Regions from separate parts of the Homo sapiens genome. Here region 2 is linked to region 1. The links are chromatin contacts, found by Hi-C or POLR2A ChIA-PET in ENCODE. All regions are on one chromosome and are shown on one strand. Each heading gives the region's core, a stretch centred on a gene start or an enhancer-like site at or near the end of the contact. The rest is flanking DNA. Distances are from core to core; before and after follow the strand shown.

Region 1 (2,556 bases), core at 40-2,539:
AGAGGGTGCCACATCAGCAGTAGTCTGTATTCGTCCTGCTTCTAAATCATTTGTTAATTACATGAATTATTCATTTCGGTGATCGTTTGTTGATATGAAGCAGTACCAACTCTCAACTGCAAAAAGTGATAGGGTCCTCCTGATTTGCTCTACAAAAATCAAACTTGGGTTTACTCTTACAGAACACGTTCTGCCTTATAGAGACACAGGGTGTTTTGTTTTTTGTAAGCTATTCTTAAGTTGCTTTTAATTTTTAAAGGATTGAGGGAGTTAGTTTAATGCCTAGCCCACACCGAACTTTGTTATCAAAAGAAATTGTTACACCACTTAACAAAACTCCTTTTCAACCCGGACTGCCACACATTCTGCCTTCTCTAACTTCAAACAAAACTATAAAGCACATAGTAAATAACATATAAGGCCTTGTATTTTTCTCTCCTCCGGCAAGGAAGTCTAACTCCAAACAGGAAACTGCTCCTCAAAGGATCCAACACTGAAGTCCAAACCCAGTCCTCGGGAGCACACTGAATGCTTAGGTGCCAACACACTTGCCTAGGTAGAACCCGAGTAAAACAAATACTCAAGCTTTCCTGTCCTTGAGGCACCCCTTGCGAGTTTCAGCAGGAAAAAAAAAAAGTTTTTGAACAAATTTATCTCTCTCCTTAAACGTATTCAAAGCCTCGCAGAAAATAAAGAAGTTGAAAGTGCTACTTTATCAAGTTTTTCGATCGCCCTCCCCCATCCCACGAGGAGGGGGAGGGAAGCAAGGGGATGAGGAAGGGAAGGAAGGTCAGGTCTGATTTTAGCTGGGCAAGGGGTTAGCAGAGGTGGCCAGGCGCCCCCGCCCCCCATCCCGCACCTTTCTGGTGAACAGGAAAAGAGGCGGAGAAGGGAGAGCGAGGGAAAGCACCCGCGAGCTCTCCCACCAGTTTCTCCGTGAGAAGAGCAAGGTGGAAGGCAGGGCAAGAAGGGGCGGTGGGGAGAATGGAGAGGGTGGGGTGCTGCCGCTCAGGGGCTGACCGCAGTCGCCTCCCCAGAAGGCCGAGAAAGGGCACAGCCTCCCCGGGTCTGGAAGGTCCGGACGGGCGGCGGGAAGCGCCCGAGTCTCTTACCCATGCTGGGGGCTCCCGCGGGGAGAAGCCGACGTCCGCTCCTCCTCCTCCTCCTCCAGTGGTGGCTCGCGCGGCCGCTCCCGCGGCTGGAGGCGGGACCCGCGCTCCGCGCTAGCCCCTCCTGAGCTCAGGCGGGGCGAAGAGTCGCCTCCATCCGCCCGCGGCGCTCTCCTACCAGTCTCTTCAGCGCGGCCCTCGAGGCAGAGGCAAAGGCGGCGACAGCTCCTCACCCCTGGCCTCCCCAGGAGCCACGGCGGCGGGAGGGCCCTACCCCGCCCGCCCGACCGCGGTTTTCCCACCCTGGCCGCTCCCGCAGTGGGGAGGGACCCACCGGTTTGCCCAGACCCTCGGCTCCAACCCCGAGCGCCCGCCTAGCCTCGGAGCCCGCCCCTCGCCTCTTCCTTAGCACTCGCAGTTAGAAAAGGCGACACCGTAGACTAAGGTGGGGACCCAGACAGAGGCCGAGAAGGTGCGGGGAGCTGGGACCGGGAGGAGGCAAATCTCGCGAGAACGCCCTCGTTCTCCCCGCCCCACCCCGCCCCGTCGCGTTCGGGCTCTCTCCCGGTCCCCACGGCTGCTGCCAGGTGCGGTGACGTCACGGCCGGGGGTCGCGCGCCGACCGCGTCCAGGTGCAGCGAGCGGATGAGGAAGCGGTGCAGAGGAGCTTGGGCTCGCTCTCCCCCCGGAGGCTCGGAACAGCTTGGGCGGGCGTTTGGTCTGGTTTGTCGCCTCAGATGGATCAAAAGGTTTCTGCTGATAGGCAAAGTTGCCCCACTTTCCGCGGCGGCGACGCGGAGTTACTTTCTGCAGCGAAGCAGCCTCGAGGACCTTAAAGGGAAAAGGCGGACAGAAGGAGGGCGAGCGCACTTGATTTCGACCTTTAAGGGAGGCCCAGATGCTGCCAGGCCCCTCAGTTTACCTTGCGAAGTTACTTACGGATCAGCAGCATTTGGTCTTCGTCGGGTGAGGGAGAAACCTAGGCATCAAATAAATTCTGTTTCACAGATTCCTTTAGTCTCTTGTCAGCTGAATGCAACTTTATAATTTGCTTTTTTTCTTTTTAAAGTATAATTTGAGTTGTTACTTGATCGAGAGAAAAATAGGCATCATGATTTGAAATACTGCCAGGCATTTTTTCTAGCGTCAATGTGAAGGAGGGCATAGGATTACTATAGTCAGTCAAACATGAGCTTGGTAGTTACGAAGAAGTATAATTATTTCAGCAAGCTTTTTTTCCCCCTTCTGTTTAAGTAGACCCAATTCCAGGGCAGATGTGTGTGTGAGCGTTTGTTGAACGCCAACTATTGTGCCTAGTGCTTTTTCAAGAAATTTTGTAATTCTCAGTCATCCAGCACTGAAACTGACTTGCCCTTTGGATCCAGGCAGACATGGGTCCTTGAAACTCAGCACAGCCATTTACTTTTTGTGGGACCTTGGATAAATT
Region 2 (2,556 bases), core at 33-2,532, 4.9 Mb before region 1:
AGCTGGAGAGGAAGGCAAGAGTTTAAAGTATTAAACTATATAAACATAAACTACTGTTAGCTCATCTATGATGATCAGTCTACTGAATCTCATTATTGATTTTTCAGCACATACATTTCAGTAGCCCTGTCAGAATTAAAACAAACCAAATAATTTTAAGAGCTAAACTGTGGCAAGAGTTTAAAAAAAAAAAAGAATCCAAGCTGCTGCTACTTTTTAAAAAATTTTGTCTAGAAAATGCAAATAAAAACACAAGGTTGGGGAAGGAGCAAAACAAAATCTAAACAGGAATCTTTTTACAAAAACGTTAGAATAAAAAGAACAGGGCCGGGGAAGAATAAACAGCAACTAATCAATTCTTGAGGGAACTGGAAAGGAATATCTCTTACAAAGCAGGGAAAGATGCTTTGGGAGGAAGGTGAGCAAGTTTTGGGGAAAACCCGCAACGGAGAAAGAAAGGAATGGGGAGAGGATGGGACTAAATTGTGGAAAATGTAGAAGATGGAGAAAAAAGAATGGGGTTGGATGCAAGCATAAAGAAGAAAGGAAAAAGACCTGGCGGAAAGAAGAGGAGCGGAATCGATATACATACAAAACAGGAAATGGAGCTGGGAGTGGGAGATACTACCGGGTACAGGATTCAGAAGAGGAAGAGGTGGGGCGGGAATGACGGACCTGTGGGAATGAGGTTGAAGGTGCATAGTGGCGGGGGGTTTTAAGGGCGGCGATGGACGGAGACAGGTTATGATGTGAGAGAACGAGCTAGGGAGAGGGCCCAGAGATAGGTTGGGAGTAGGGTGGGGGAAACAGTGATCTAAAGGGACAAGAGGCAGGGGCTTGGAGGAGCAGGGCCGTAAGAAAGAACGCGGCTAACGGGATGAGAATGAAGGCGCCAACACACTGCCAAGATGGAGTGGGAAAAAACTAGAGAGGGATGAGGCGGAGGGCAAAGGATCGGAGAGAGGGGATGAGGATGGCTAGGGAAGAACGGCAGAAGTTCGGCCCAGAATAAAGAACAGGGTCAGGACAGAAGACGTGTTTGGAGAGAAGACAGACTTGAGTGGAGGGGAATGGAGGTGCACTGAGCGGGGAAACCTCCTGGGCTGCTGGAAGGTGGGGACAGGTGGGAGTCTGGCAGATAACTGCTCACCGTAGAGTCCTTAAAGGACGTGCCCGGAAGAAAGGGCAAGCCATGCACGGGATTGGACACCATTGCAGCCGGTACCACCGCCGCCACCTAGGTCCTGCTTCGTCCTCTCCGGTTGCCCAGGCGACAAGCAGTGTTCGCGGGCACCTCCAGGATCCATGGTAACGCTAAACATCCGGAACTCCCACGAGCGGAAGGCGGGGCCAGGAGGCGCAGGCATCACAGGAGGTTTGCGCGTGCGCCATCCGCAGGACTCCGCGTTCTCGCGGTAAGTGGGCCGCGGCCTTGGAGCGCGGCTAGTGGGCGTGGTTGTGTCGGCCCCTCCTCTTCCGCTTCGCCCCGCCCCGCTCCCGGAGGATGAGACGTGGGAGCTGTTGGGTGGCGCGGGGAAAGGCGGGTGTAGCGAGGCGGTAGTTCTCGCTGTGAGATCCGGGGTCCGAGCAGGCCCTTAGATGAGTTGCAGAGAGGGACGTTCCTTCTCTCCTTCCACCTAGTCCTGGCGGACCTCACTGCGCCCCGCCAACGCTGTGAGCTCAGGCACTCTTTTCTCCCCCCTCTGCCCCATTTCACACAGAAGTGTAAATGGTCGGTCCAGTTGGCAGTGCTACTAAACTAGACCCATGCTTCTTGTAGGCAGGGGCCGAGGATTACCCATGATTGTGTTTCTGTTGCTCAGGGATGGTCAATGAACTAATGCAATCATCTCATCCTTAATTCTCCCACTGCCACATTGTATTTTTCCCCTTTTAACTCTTTTTTAAAATCAATCTTTCTCTTTCTTTCTTTCCTTTCTTTCTTTCCTTTCTTTTCTTTTTCCTTCCTTCCTTCCCTCCTTCCCTCCGTCCCTCCTTCCCTCCTTGCTTCCTTCCTTCCTTCCCTACTTCCCTCCTTCCGTAGAGATAGTGTCCCACTATGTTGCCCAAGCTGGTCTCGAATTCCTGGGGTCAAGCGATCCGCCCACCTCGCCTCCCAAAGTGCTGGGATTACAGGCATGAGCCACCGCGCCCAGCTCTCTTTATTCTACCATCAATCCCTTCGGTTAAACACCTTTGTTTTTGTAGGGAAAGCCTTGAATATGTGCTGCAGGGCAGGGTGCACTCTGATAGGTACTTGATTTTTGTTGACTGAAGAGCTGCAGGTTGAAGGGTGGTCACCTCAATCCCTCGTTTGTACCTGCAGCTGCAATGAAAAAGATCAGAACCACTAGGAGGAACACAGCTCCTTCAAAGAGAAAGACTAAGTCTTGGGAAAGAAGCAGATAAGTGAGGTGAAATATTGTCAGCATCATAGGTATAGCCTTTGATGCTTTTTACAAAACTTGCTTAAATTATTTTTTCTTAAAAGAAACATAATCCTATTCCTGAAACATTTTTTTTGGGGGGGGGGGGAGAAAGCTATCCATCATTGCT

Evidence for each region. Hi-C counts contacts between places; a loop is a spot of excess contacts on that map. ChIA-PET counts read pairs that join two places held with the same protein, here RNA polymerase II (POLR2A). Pooled maps may share reads with other maps.
Region 2: a map of naive thymus-derived CD4-positive, alpha-beta T cell shows a loop between it and region 1 (16-fold over the local background). The contact joins the promoter of EFHC1 here to the promoter of CD2AP-DT in region 1. A Hi-C loop is called at or near these places in 1 of 168 maps with a recorded cell type or tissue (naive thymus-derived CD4-positive, alpha-beta T cell) and 5 of 50 pooled maps. POLR2A ChIA-PET finds 5 or more read pairs at or near these places in 1 of 52 experiments (CD4-positive, alpha-beta T cell).

Annotation. Positions count from the first base shown.
Region 1 is chr6:47,476,805-47,479,360 of GRCh38, reverse strand. It overlaps CD2AP-DT (CD2AP divergent transcript), which reads left to right and starts at 1,289. Exons shown (of 1, transcript NR_187257.1): 1 at 1,289-2,118. CD2AP (CD2 associated protein) reads right to left here and starts at 1,572. Exons shown (of 18, transcript NM_012120.3): 1 at 1,113-1,572. The coding sequence starts at 1,116. RefSeq lists an enhancer at 288-1,014 and a silencer at 1,301-1,810.
Region 2 is chr6:52,419,068-52,421,623 of GRCh38, reverse strand. EFHC1 (EF-hand domain containing 1) reads right to left here and starts at 1,282. Exons shown (of 11, transcript NM_018100.4): 1 at 1,151-1,282. The coding sequence starts at 1,213. It overlaps LOC124901331 (a long non-coding RNA gene), which reads left to right and starts at 643. Exons shown (of 2, transcript XR_007059611.1): 1 at 643-1,415. RefSeq lists an enhancer at 722-1,313.